Linked DNA regions of Homo sapiens: region 1 is linked to region 2. Evidence: chromatin contacts called from ENCODE Hi-C or POLR2A ChIA-PET data. All regions are on one chromosome and are shown on one strand. Each heading gives the region's core, a stretch centred on a gene start or an enhancer-like site at or near the end of the contact. The rest is flanking DNA. Distances are from core to core; before and after follow the strand shown.

Evidence for each region. A loop is a pair of places that touch in the nucleus more often than their neighbours do. ChIA-PET counts read pairs that join two places held with the same protein, here RNA polymerase II (POLR2A). Pooled maps may share reads with other maps.
Region 1: a loop to region 2 is called in a map of heart left ventricle, with 3 times the contacts of the local background. The contact joins two enhancer-like sites. A Hi-C loop is called at or near these places in 55 of 168 maps with a recorded cell type or tissue (B cell, CD4-positive, alpha-beta memory T cell, CD8-positive, alpha-beta T cell and 34 more), 36 of 37 single-sample maps with no recorded cell type and 40 of 50 pooled maps. POLR2A ChIA-PET finds 5 or more read pairs at or near these places in 7 of 52 experiments (BJ, CD4-positive, alpha-beta T cell, GM12878 and 4 more).

The regions. Positions count from the first base shown.
Region 1 is chr15:84,842,035-84,848,777 of GRCh38, forward strand. The region is part of intron 5 of ALPK3 (alpha kinase 3); the gene reads left to right. Among named protein-coding and RNA genes, the nearest start is that of ALPK3, 28 kb to the left of the region's middle. Within about 2 kb of position 3,722, at least 10 of the 41 ENCODE cell types and tissues checked have a DNase peak (open chromatin) inside an H3K27ac peak, as active enhancers do; they include ascending aorta, gastrocnemius medialis, heart left ventricle and 4 more, where a contact is called at or near this core.
Region 2 is chr15:84,911,718-84,918,625 of GRCh38, forward strand. SLC28A1 (solute carrier family 28 member 1) reads left to right here. Exons shown (of 19, transcript NM_004213.5): 10 at 6,807-6,887. Among named protein-coding and RNA genes, the nearest start is that of SLC28A1, 31 kb to the left of the region's middle. RefSeq lists an enhancer at 3,601-3,800. Within about 2 kb of position 3,419, at least 21 of the 41 ENCODE cell types and tissues checked have a DNase peak (open chromatin) inside an H3K27ac peak, as active enhancers do; they include ascending aorta, gastrocnemius medialis, heart left ventricle and 4 more, where a contact is called at or near this core.

The sequences.
Region 1 (6,743 bases), core at 2,472-4,971, 69 kb before region 2:
TTTATTTGTTTGTTTGTTTTTTGAGATGGAGTTGCCCAGGCTGGAGTGCAGTACAGTGGTGCGATCTCAGCTCACTGCAGCCTCCGGCTCCCGGGTTCAAGCAGTTCTTGTGTCTCAGCCTCCAAAGTAGTTGGAATTACAGGTGTGAGGCACCATGCTCAGCTAATTTTTGTATTTTTAGTAGAGACAGGGTTTTGCTGTGTTGACCAGGCTGATCTTGAACTCTTGACCTCAAGTGATCTGTCCACCTCAGCCTCCCAAAATGTTGGGATTACAGGCGTGAGCCGCCGTGCCCAGCCCAGTATTTCTTTTTGCTAAATCTGATAACCTTAAGTGGAGACATCCTCTGGTTTTGGTGAGAACTAAGATGAGACTGTTTCTTAGGATAGAGGAAGCAGTTATAGATCGGGAATGGCTTCATGGGGGAACAGGAGGAAAGCAGTGTTTCCCAGGGGTAGGGACAGAGGACAGGTGGTTTCTCGGAGCAGTGAAGGGAAGCACATGAGGGACAAGCTGATACAGCACCTGGCAGAGGGCAAAGGGGAAAGGATGCTTTGTGGAGAACAGGAGGGGCTTTCCCATGGAGAGAACTTTCATGGTGGGAAGGAGGGAAAGACTAGTTTTAAGGGTGACCATGGGAAATGGTTTTATTTCATGGGTGCTAAGGTTAGACTGTAGGAACAGTAGTTCAGAGGGCTTTGGAGTGGAACAAACCTCAAGGACCTAAAACCAGACTTTCTGGAACCTGTTCCTGACTCTTGTCCCCCTCATGCCTGGTCTCCTGTAGTTTTGGCCACTGGAATGGTAAGTTCACAGTGGCCCGGGGAAGGCTTTGTGGGGCTGCTGCACATGCCTGACAGCCCACAGGCTGGACAGCAGGGACTTTTGGAAGAGATGGCTCTCATAGGCCCTCATAGCTCATTTAGGAAGGGACCAGGCTGGTGGCCAAGTGAGTGTGCAAATCTGGCTTCTCTGCCTAAATGGTGAGGAACCCAATACCAGATGGTGGCATCCTCCTGGTAGGGCCAGAGGAGGAAGTACCAGCCCCCTCTTCCTTGCCTCCCAAAGGTAGGAGGAGGGGCTCAGGCAGTGTGGTACCTGAGAAGTTGTCTGTGTTGGTTCCACTGCTCCAACAAAAACCTCATGGTTAGGCTGGGTACAGTGGCTCATGCCTGTAATCCCAGCACTTTGGAAGGCCGAAGCAGGTGGCTCACTTGAGGTTAGGAGTTTGAGACCAGCTTGGCCAACATGGTGAAACCCCATCTTTACTAAAAATACAAAAAATTAGCCGGGTGTGGTGGCACGTGCCTGTAATTCTGACCACTTGGGTGGCTGAGGCAGGAGAATTGCTAGAACCTGGGAGGTGGAGGTTGCAGTGAGCAATAGTTTAGATAGTCTCATGAGACTAAGGAGACAAAAATTAGAGCCCATGGTCTCAAGAGTGGGAGCCCTTGTAAGCCCCCTGGGTTTTGGGTTGGGACTCTGAAGGTTTGTACCCTAGGAGAAAGGGGAATCAAGTAAATTAGTCTCACGGTATTGAGTTACTGACGAGCTCCAAGTTACATGGATAACTAAGAAATATCTCAATCCCTGAAATTAGAATTAGGTGGTTCAAGATACCTAGTGCCCTCAGGCACCTGGCAGAAGCAAACAAAAATCATATCTGGAGGATGACAGCATCATCTTAAGCCTGAAATTATTTTTAAAAAGTATTTCAAATATAATATTCAGCATGAAATGAAGATAAGTCCACAGAAGATAGAAATTGGCCCACAGGTTGCCGGGCACAGTGGCTCACGCTTGTAATCGCAGTACTTTAGGAGGCTGAGGTGGGCAGATCACTTGAAGCCAGGAGTTCAAGACCAGCCTGGCCAATGTGGTGAAACCCTGTCTCTACTAAAAATATAAGAATTAGGCCAGGCATGGTGGCTCATGCCTGTAATCCCAGCACTTTGGGAAGCTAAGGTGGGTGGATAACAAGCTCAGGAGTTCAAGACCAGCGTGGCCAAGATGGTGAAACCCTGTCTCTACTAACAATACAAAAATTACCTGGGCGTGGTGGCGGATGCCTGTAATCCCAGCTATTCGGGAGGCTGAGGCAGATAATTGCTTGAACCTGGGAGGCGGAGGTTGTGGTGAGCTGAGATTGCACCACTGCACTCCAGCCTGGGTGACAGAGTGAGGCTCCATCTCAAAAAAACCCAAAAAAACAAAAAACAAAAATTAGCCAGGTGTGGTGGTGCATGCCTGTAATTTCAACTACTTGGGAGGCTGAGGCACGAGAATCACTTAAACCTGGGAAGCAGAGGTTGCAGTGAACTGAGATTGTGCTACTGCACTCCAGCCTCGGTGACAGAGTGAGATTCTGTCTCAAAAAACAAAAGAAAAGAAAGAAATTGGCCCACAGGTTTCCAACTTTTGGAATTATTAGACATGAATTATAAAATTAAAATTAGTTTACCTCCTTCATATATCGAAGGAGATAAGAAGACAAGATTGCAAATTTCACCAAATACCTAGAAACTATAAAAAGTGGAAAAGGCCGAGCGCAGTGGTTCACGCCTGTAATCCCAGCACTTTGGGAGGCTGAGGCAGATGGATCACCTGAGGTCAGGAGTTCGAGACTAGCCTGGCCAACATGGTGAAACCCCATCTCTACTAAAAATACAAAACTTAGCTGGGTGTGGTGATGCACATCTGTAATCCCAGCTACTCAGTAGGCTGAGGCAGGAGAATCGCTTGAACCCGAGAGGTGGAGGTTGCAGTGAGCTAGGATCACGCCACCGCGCTCCAGCCTGGGCAACAGAGCGAGACTCCGTCTCAAAAAAAAAAAGGTGGAAAAGACTTGAAAATGAACCAACTAGAATTCCAGAGCTGAAAAATACAATAACTAATATTATTTATTCTGGTTATGGCAGTTTTATTTCTGGATAAGATGGAGTAAATACACTTGATTCTGTATCTCCCACTGAATGCAGCCTAAAATTTAGGCAAAATGTATAATACACCTACTTGACAACTTTGAAAAGCAAATAGTCGCAGACAGATTGGGGATGAAGACCAGAACTCAAAGTACCACTGAACCTACGGTGTTTACTTTTTTTTTTTTTCCCTTCTGGCATTTCCTGGCCTGGTCTTAATGCTGTTTGAAACCCAGATGTAAACATTAACTTGGGCAGAGAGAGTTCCAGAAGCCCTCTAGATCAGCCTTCAGGAATGGAAAAGAGATTTCTTGGCAGTGACAGTGGTAGCAACAGAGGCCACAGGTGCCTAAAACTTTGAGAGAAGAGAATCTTCCCCTCTATTCAGAGGAGCTGTGATCCTAAGAGTGGGACAAGTCCCTGTTCCTTTTTTTTTCTCCTGGGTCTCTTCCTTGGTCCAGATCACAGGCTCATGTGTGAAACAATGTGGCAGAGAGGGGTAAAGGAAGCTCCAGCTATTTGGCCAGAAGACTGAAAAAGGGGGCCCTATGGGGGAAACCGTGGAAAGGGAAAAGCTTGGGAAAATGACCTCTGAGAATCATTAATGACCTCTGGGTTTATAAACTCTTTATAAATTTCTGGGCTCATCCCCAGATTGTTCCTGCATGGATCTGATTCTGAAGAGCATATAAAAAACTTTGAGAATGAAATACTTGGGAGAATAAAAAACTTCGAGAATAAAAACACTAATGAACCATCATGTAAGTCCCACACTGGCCACTGGGTGGCACACACACAGGGCAGATCCAAATAGCACTGCAGGCCGGGTGTGGTGGCTCATGCCTGTAATCCCAGCACTTTGGGAAGCCGAAGCAGGCAGATCACTTGAGGTCAGGAGTTCGAGACCAGCGTGGCCAAAATAGTGAAACACTTTCTCTACTAAAAATAGAAAAAATTAGCCAGGCATAGTGGCACATGCCTGTAGTCCCACCTACTCGGGAGGCTGAGGTGGGAGAATTGCTTGAACCCGGGAACCTGGGAGGCAGAGGTTGCAGTGAGCTGAGATCATGCCATTGCACTCCAGCCTGGGTGACAGAGTAAAGCTTCGTCTCAAAAATAAAACAACAACAATAAAAAAACCCCAAACAGCATTGGAAATGCTTGGAAAATGGAACCGAGATTGAAACTATAACCTCAGAGGCCTGAATGGAATTTGTAGCCTGAACACAACTAGGTAGATTGCCTTCCAAGACAAAGATGTTAATACTCTCCATAAGATTTAAACAAGAATCAGAGTCTTGTAATATTTAAAATGTCCAAATACAATAAAAGTTACATGGCATATGAAAAATCATGAAAATCTCCACTTGCATGGAAAGACAATCAAAGAGTGCCAATGCCACAGTGACACAGATGTTAGAATCATCTGACTTTAAAATCATCTGACTTTACTATAAAAATGTGGCAAGTAAGGGTGAATACTCTGGAAACAAATGGAAAGATAGAAAGTCTCAGCAAAGAGGTAAAAGACTAGGCTGGGGAACATGGCAAAACCCTGTCTTTACAAAAAATACAAAAAAGTTAGCTGGGCATAGTGGTGTGTGTCTGTAGTCTGAGCTATTTGCAGGGCTGAGGTGGGAAGAACACTTGAACCCAGGATGTTGAGGGTGCAGTGAGCTGAGATCACGCCACTGAACTCCAGCCTGGACAAAGGGAGACCCTGTCTCAAAACAAACAAACAAACAAACAAAAAGAGGTAAAAGATATGAAGAACCAAATATCAATTTTATTCATTTTTTATTTTTTATTTTTTTGAGACAGAGTTTTGCACTTGTTGCCCAGGCTGGATTGCCTGGCACGCTGCAGTGGCATGATCTCGGTTCACTGCAACCTTCACCTCCTGGGTTCAAGAGATTCTCCTGCCTCAGCCTCCTGAGGGAGTAGCTGGGATTACAGACGTGTGCCGCTACACTTGGCTAATTTTGTATTTTTAGTACAGGGGTTTCACTGTGTTGGCCAGCCTGGTCTTGAACTCCTGACCTCAGGTGATCCACTCACCTCAGCCCCAAATATCAATTTTAGAATTGAAATTTACAATAACTGAATAAAAAGACTTACTGGTTGAGCCCAACAACAGAGTGATAGGTGACAGGGAGAAGACAGTGAACTTGAAGTTAAAGCAATAGAAATTATTCAATCTGAACACATACGCCCATACACGCACAGAGAGAGAGGAAGGGAGGGAGAAACGGGGAGAGAGAGAGAGAGAGAGAGAGAGAGAGAGAGAGAGAGAGGAATCAGAAAAATCAATGAACAGAGCCTCAGAGACTTGGAGTGCTGTATCAAAAAGTCTAACATTTGTGTCACTGGATAATCAGAAGGAGAAAGAGAAAGACAGTGATGCAGAAAAAAATATCTGAAGGAATAATGGCTGAAAACTTTCAAAATTTGGCAAAAGTCAAGAAGTTCAGCAAACCCTAAACAGGAAAAGCCCATAGAATTCCACATCCAGAAACCTCATAGCCAAACTGTTGGAAAGTAAAGACAATGAAAAACTCTTGGAAGTAGCCAGAGAAACATAATACATTATTTATAGGGAAGCAATGATTTGAATGACTATAGATTTCTCATCAGAAACAATGGAGGCCAAAAGGAAGTGGAACAACATTTTTTTTTAATGCTAAAAAAAAGAACTTTCAACCTATAATTCTACATTTAGCAAAAATATCTTTAAGTATTGAAAGTGAAATAAAGACATTCTCAGATAATGGAAAAAACAAGACACTACATTGTCAGCAGACCTGTTCTAGAAGAATTGCTAGGCTGGGAGCTGTGGCTCACGCCTGTAATCCCAGCACTGTGGGAGGCTGAGGCAGGTGGATCACCTGAGGTCATGAGTTCGAGACCAGCCTGACCAACATGGTGAAACCTTGTCTCTACTAAAAATACAAAAAAAATTAGCCAGGGGTGGTGGGGGGCACCTGTAATCCCAGCTACTGGGGAGGCTGAGGCAAGAGAATCACTTGAACCTAGGAGGCAGAGGTTGTGGTGAACTGAGATTGCACCACTGTACTCCAGCCTGGGTGACAAAGCCAGACTTGATCTCAAAAAAAAAAAAATAAAAAGAAAAAGAATTGCTAAAGTAAATTTTTCATAGAGAAAGGAAATAATACCAGAAGGAAACTTGAAACATCAAGAATGAAAGAAGGGCAATGGAAATGGTAAATATCCTGGTAAATATAATAGATTATTTCATCTTGATTTCTTTAAAATATGTTTGAAGGTAAAAAGTAAAAAAAAAAAATTACATTGCTGGAGTTTTTTTAATGTATGCAAATATAATATATAAGACAAATACAACATAAAGGGGCATAGGGTAAAGAGACCTATATGATGGTGAGATTACTGTATGGCACTTGAAGTGGTAAAATATTGACTCTAAGTAGACTGTGGAGAGTTAAGTATGTATATTGTAAGCCCTAGAGCAACAACAGAAATACTATACAAAGAGATATAGTAAAAATCACACTACGTAAGTTAAAGTGGAATACTAAAAGATGTTCTAATCTAAAAGGAGGCAAGAATAGGGAAACACAGGAAGGAAAAACAGGAAACAAATAGAAAACAAATAGTAAAATTATTGAGTAAAATCTAAACCTATAAATAATTATATTAACTATAAATGGTCTGAGCATATCAATTAAATGACAGATTGTGAGACAGGACCAGAAAAACTTTCCCAACTTGATGCTGTCAATAAGAAATCCATTTCAAATATAGTGATATAGGTCAGTTACAAGTAAAATAATAGAAAAATATATA
Region 2 (6,908 bases), core at 2,169-4,668:
GCATGGTGGCGGGCGCTTGTAATTCCAGCTACCCAGGAGGCTGAGGCAGGAGAATGACTTGAACCTGGGAGACGGAGGTTGCAGTGAGCGGAGACTGCACCACTGCACTCCAGGCCAGGCAACAGAGTGAGACTCCATCTCAAAAAAAAAAAAAAAAAAAGAAGAAGAAGAAGAAAATAAAAATGTATCAGTGGTGGCAAAAAACTTTGAAGTTGAATGTTCGGTTAAGACAAAAATGATAGTGAGGTGGGTTTATCATTAACCAGCCTCAGCATTTCCCAGCGAAACACCAGCAGTTTCCTGGCCCCTGGTAGGCCCTGTCCTCTGGACAAATTCCTGGACCGTGTATTGGCTGATGCACCATCCATAGCAATGCCAGGAAAGAGGAAGGAGGACTAGGATAAATGCTCTGTGGCCACAGAATTCTCTTTCTCACTAATCACAACATTTTATTCAGCCTCCCCCTCTCCCCTATATCACACACATATTATTGGGATTTGCCCTCAAGGTAGGGGTGGTTTTGTTGAATGCTGAGCTGAACAGAAGACTCAGGAAGTTCTCTCTATTCTTTCTATGAATCATACAGACCTAGTCCAAGGCCTTTGGCCAGTTTCAGTCTGGGGAAGTCTTCTCTGAGCTCACTCAGATTTTCAGAATCCAAGCTGCTTCCTGCTGGGCCATGGTCCAGCTGCTCTCTTCTGGGGGGAAGTAAAGTCTCTCCCTAGGGCTTCTTCAGCCCTCAGCTTGCCCTGGACCTGGAGTCCAGCACAGTGGACGTGGCAGTCACCCCTTGGCTGTATCAGCTGGATTAGTCATTCCACCTTGGCTCTGTCTCCCTTCTAGTAACTTTCCACCCGCATGATCATACTCCCCTGGGTCTGGCTGACCCGGGAGCAGACTCTCATTCTTTCACTATTGTTCTAGCCTCTGGAACAAGCACCCACTGCTAAGCTTAGCAGTGCTGCTCAGATTTTCTCTGGAGGAACCCCTAGGGTCAAGGAAAATGTCTTCATCTCCTGAGAGTTTCGGGATGTCTGATATAGACTCTGCAGTCCCCAGTGGTCAACAGTGCCAAATTTTGCGCGCGCGCACACACACACACACACACACACACACACACACACACACACAGATCAAATAAGGACCAAAAGGTATCATTGGATTTGGTAGTTAAGGGGTAACTGGTAACCTTAGTGAGCATGGTTTTCGGTGAAGGGAATGGGAAGTAAATGAAGCCTGGGGTGGGATGGCTGAAAGAAGGGAGATGGGACAGCCGAGGCAGGAGGCATCTTGTTGAAAACCCAGGATCCAGGCAGAAATGGGAATGAGGGGCAAAATGCTGAGGCCATTCTGGGCAAAGGGATGGCACAAACAGGAAATCAGGAGGCGTAGCTAGGTTACAGCCAGAAATGCAGCTACTCTGGACTTGGAGATGAGTCCCTTCCACTTTCTGGCGGTGGTACTGGTACAGTGTGCACCACAGCTGCTGCCCCGAGCATCTTCCAGCTTTGGGTTTTAGTGGCTCACTGTGGCCTGGGGCTGGTGACAGGGCACTGTCGACAGTGCTCAAGCCTTGGGGTCTGGAGACATGAGGGTTTGCCCAGACAGCCTTAGAAAGTCAGCAGGAGCCCTGGCTCAGCTTCCTCCAGGGAGAGGAGGGGGCAGGCCATGTCCTTAGTGGGGTTTATCTGGCCTTCAAAGCCTGTTTCTTGGCCCAGGTGATGAAGTTTGCTCAGAGCGTCTAATCTAGTCTCCAGGGCTGTGGTTGTCAGAGTGTGGTGTCCAGGTCAGCTGCACCAGCAGCATCTGGAAAGGCCAAACATCAGGCCCCACTGTAGACCTATTAAATCCAAAATATTTTTAGCAAATTCTCAAAGGATGCTGCTGGTCCACGTGCTGAGAACCACTGGCCTAGAAGAGCTAGAATTTCCTTCTTCCTTGAGTTATGGTACTAGCAGGACCAGCCTCCAAAGCCATTTCTACAAGGCAGTGGTCAGGACTTACTTGGCTCTTCCTTGAAGGGGACTGCCTTAGTCCATCCAGGAGGCCATAAACTGGGTGGTTACAAGCAACAGAAATTTATTTCTCACACTTCTAGAGGCTGGAAGTCTGAGATCAGTGTCCCTGCAAGGTTGAATTCTGTTGAGGCCCACTTTGCTCTCTGCCTACTTGGTCGTCTGTGTCCTCACATGGTAAAAGAGGTGAGGGAGCTCTCTGGAGCCTCTTTTATTTTTTATTTTTATTTTTTTGAGACAGGATCTCACTCTGTTGCCCAGGCTGGAGTGCAGTAGTGTGATCACTGCTCACTGCAGCCTCCATCTCCTTGGCTCAAGTGATCCTCCTGCCTCAGCCTCCAGAATAGCTGGGACTGCAGGCACATGCCACCATGCCCAGCTAATTTTTTTGAATTTTGGTAGATACAGGGTCTCACTATATTGCCGAGGCTGGTCTTGAACTCCTGAACTCAAGGGATCCTCTGGCCTCAGCCTCCCAAAATGCTGGGATTACAGGCGTGAGCCACTGTGCCTCTTTTACAACGGCACTAATCCCATTCATGAGGGCTCCACCCTCATAACCTAATCACCCCCAAAGGCTCCACCTCCTAATACCATCACCTAGGGAATTTGGTTTCAATATATGAATTTAGGGGGACACAGACATTCAGTTTCCAGCAGGGATGCATGCTGCCCCTGAAGGCAGAGAAACAAGCCTCCAGGACTGTTCCCAGGGCAAACCTCCCAAGGGGCATGGCAGGACCTTGGCAATCTGCATGGTGGCTGGGAAATGCATCTGCCTCTTTGCAGGTGTGTGACCTCGGGTGGGTAGCCAAGATCTCACAGCCTCCGTGTGCCCATTTGTGAAGTGGCGACAGTTACATCCACCACAGATGCTATGAGGATTCATGAGTCCCCACATATTAGGGACCTGGCCCAGGACAAGCCCTCGTGGTTGGCACACAGTGGAATTTAATGGCACTTGCCTCCCCTTTCCACAGCAGCACTGCCTCGAGCTGCTGCCCTGTTCTGCCACCTCACATCCTGCAGGCCCCAGAGGTGTTTCCTGGGCTGTAAGATGATATTGGCCACAGGGACCTTATTTAATATTCTATCCTACCTTAGAAAATTGGGGCCACCTCTTTTCTCTTTCATTCCCCTCCCCTCCCTAGACAGGCCCCACTTAATCCAAAACATAGCTTCTCTTCTACCATTCTCCGTCTCACAGATAGAAAATCTTTTGATTGCTGGCAGGAGAAAGTCCCAATGCTGCAGTGGGGTCCTGATGCCCCGGGCACTCTCCTTCCTGGCGTGGGCCCATCCCTGCAGGCCTGCTAGCTGCCCTGCAGTCCCTCTCAGGATCCACTGGACAAGCAGTCTAGACAGTACGTGACTCTCTCTGCATCTCAGTCCCAGGAGTGTGGGATGATGTCATCCTACCCGTGCTGGAGGTGTTTCTAGCCCCAGGCGGGAGGAGGAGTCACGGGGCACAGTTCTGGTGTTCTCTGTCGGGTGACTTCCCCACCACAGGGAAGTTGGTGACAGATGACAGCAGAGCAAGTCCAGATACAACCTGCAGCATTGGTCTGGGAAGGGACAGGAGAAAGAAAAGGCCTCAGCAGGGCTTGCCTCCCAGCTGCCCGGGCAGAATCTCCATTCTCTTCAGGGTCCATTCTGTAATCCCAGTTCACTTTGAACTAGAGCCTAAATTTGGTTGCTCAAGACTCTCCCTCCTTAAAAAATAAAAGCAGCCCTTGCCGGGCCCTCACCAGTCTCCGGCAGTGAGCACAGTGCTGCTTCTTGCAAGGGCTGTCCATTCTTGTGGTCTCCCCTTCTTCATGTCTCACTTCCACCTTGGCTCACTGACATCAGCCTCAGTCCCCACGCTTCCTCTGACACTGCTCTCACCTAGATCATGGGTGCCTCCAAGTTGCTAAGTCCCAGGGGTCTGGCTCAGTCCTTACCGTTCCAGAGTTCTCTGATGCCCCTGACACAGTGCTAGTGACTATCCCTTCTTGAAAAGCTGCCCCTCGGTTTCCATCCTGCCTCTCTTCTGGCCGTCCTCCAGCCCTTGGCTATTTCTTTGTCTCCTTCACAGGCTCCTCCTTCCCCTCTCACCCTTTAATGACACACTGACCACAGGGCCCTGTCCTTAGCTCCTGTTCTTCTCACTCAGGGCTATTTCTGCAGTGAATTGCATCCACCAGCCACCTCAACCTGTTGTTGTTGTTGTTGTTGTTGTTCTTCTTCTTATTATTATTATTATTTTAGACAGGGTCTCACTCTGTCACCCCAGGCTGGAGTGCAGTCGGATGATCTCGGCTCACTGCAACCTCTGCCTCCCGGGTTCAAGCGATTCTCATGCCTCAGCCTTCCGAGTAGCTGGGATTACAGGCACCCGCCACTACCCCTGGCTTATTTTTTTCTATTTTTAGTAGAGATGGGGTTTCACCATGTTGGCCAGGCTGGTCTCGAACTCCTGACCTCAAATGATCCACCTGCCTCGGCCTCCCAAAGTGCTGGGATTACTTTTTTTTTTTTTTTTTCAAACATGGGGTCTTACTCTGTTGTCTGGGCTGTAGTGCAGTGGCATGATCATGACTTACTGCAGCCTCGAACTCCTGGAATCCAGTAATCCTCCCACTTCAGCCTCCAGAGCAGTTGGAACCACATGTGTGTGCCACCATACATAGCTGTTAAAAAAAAATTTGTTTATGTAGAGATGGGGGCCTTGCTTTGTTTCCTAGGCTGGTCTCAAACTCCTGAGCTCAAGCAATCCTCCTGCCTCGGCCTCCCAAAGTGCTGGGATTACAGGCATGAACCACCATGCTGGGCCAACCTGTACTTCTTATGAAAGAGCCCCAAGCCAAAGCCTGGCCCAGATGTCCCTAACCCTTTTATCCAGCTGCCCACTTGGTATTCCACAGGCATCTCAAATTCAAAGTTCAAAGCCAAACTGATCTTCCCACAAACCTCTCCTGCCTATGCTCCTTCCCTTGAGAAATGTCCACCTATTATTGAAAATTCTAGGAACAACTGGGCACAGTGGCTCACGCCTGTAATCTCAGCACTTTGGGAGAATGGGGTGGGCAGATCACTTGAGGTCAGGAGCTCGAGACCAGCCTGGCCAACATGGTGAAACCTTGTCTCTACTAAAAATACAAAAATTAGCTGGGTGTGGCAGCAAGCGCCTGTAATCCCAGCTACTTGGGAGGCTGAGGCAGGAGAATCACTTGAACCCAGGAGGCGGAGGCTGTAGTGAGCCGAGATCGTACCACTGTACTCCAGCCTGGGCAACAGAGTGAGATTCTGTCTCAAAAAAAAAAAAATAAATAAAAAAGGTAGGAACAGATGAGAAATTCAGAAATAAAGAAAAAAGAAAACAACATTTCCATAGCCCCAGCACATAGAAACAAATCCTTTGGCTATTTGGGAGTGCTTCTTTCTATAATTTTAATATTCCAATTTTCCCATTTAACATTGTAGCATAAGACTGCTCCCATGCTATTACCAGTTCTACATGACTATTTTAAACTGTTGGGAACACAGGACACAGAATAGAGCAAACATTCCAACACAAAAGGGTATAAGGTAAAAAAGAAAACTTCCTTTCATCCCTGGCCCCCAAGGCACTCAGTTCCCTCCCCAAGGCACCTGCTGTTGCTGGCCTCTTGCACATCCTTCTAATGATTCCTGTGCCTATACAAGATCACACACAACGCCCCTCACACACATGCTTTTGGAGAGGTAGGGGACCTTACGATGTTGCCCAGCCTGGCCTTGAACTCCTGGGCTCAAGCAATCCTCTTGCCTCAGCCTCCTGAGTAGCTGGGACTATAGACATGTGCCATCATGCATGGCTACCCCCCACCCCCTTCTTAAACCCACATAACAGCATAGCATACACTCTTGTGGTACACCTTCTCTTTTTTCATTTAACAACATATCTTGGAAATCAGTCCACAGCTGCCCATAGAGAGCTTCTGCATTCTTGTTTCCTGACCTTTAGTGCACTAGGGTATGTCTGTATCCTAGGTGATGAAACTAGTCTTCCACTAAAAGACCTCTCCATTTTTTGCCAGTTTGTTACTAAACATCAGACTACAGTAAAGAAAGACTAGGGTGCAGAAAAGCAACCTCCTTTTCCATGGGCCTGGAAAAGAGGGAATGGGTGTGAGAGAAATTCTAAAGGGAGAATGGGTGAGCTTGGAGTGAAGGAAGAGGAGTGTTAAGCCTGGTACTAATAATAGGAAATGGGGTGATGGGAGGAGATGCTGGCTCAGGTCCGGGATAAGCCTAATTCTGAGCATGTTGGTGCTGAGCAGAAGTGGAGCACCAAAATGATGAGGGTCCCCTCATTCAGGCCCAAAGCATGAGAGGGAGGTTAAGGCCAGAGTCTGAGGCCAAGGATTGAGCTCATGGAGAAGGGTGCACACTGCCACCTTCACAACGACCCTCAGATGTGGGCATTTTACTCCCCTTTTAGAGACAAAGAAGCAGGAGATAAAAGTGGTACACTCAGGCCCCACCCTACCACAGCACAGGCCTACCTGTGCTGAGGAGAGGGGGTGGTCTGGCGGCTGGTCACTATTTAGAGGGGAGCCGAGAGGACAAGGCTGCCTCCAAAGAGGCCCTGCATGTGGAACCCTGGGACTTCATGCACTGATCTCAGAGCATCTTCCCGGATCCTGTCAGGCATCTGAGTGGCAAGGCCTGGGATGGAGTGGGCTGTCTGGGGTCTCCTGGGCCCCGCCTGGCACCCTGCATCCTGCCTGCCTCTAACCTGCGGTCCTATGATCTCCTTCCCGGCAGGTTCTGCCCATCATTGTCTTTTTCAGCTGTGTCATATCCGTTCTCTACCACGTGGGCCTCATGCAGTGGGTGATCCTGAAGGTAAGTTCCCAGTGCCCATGG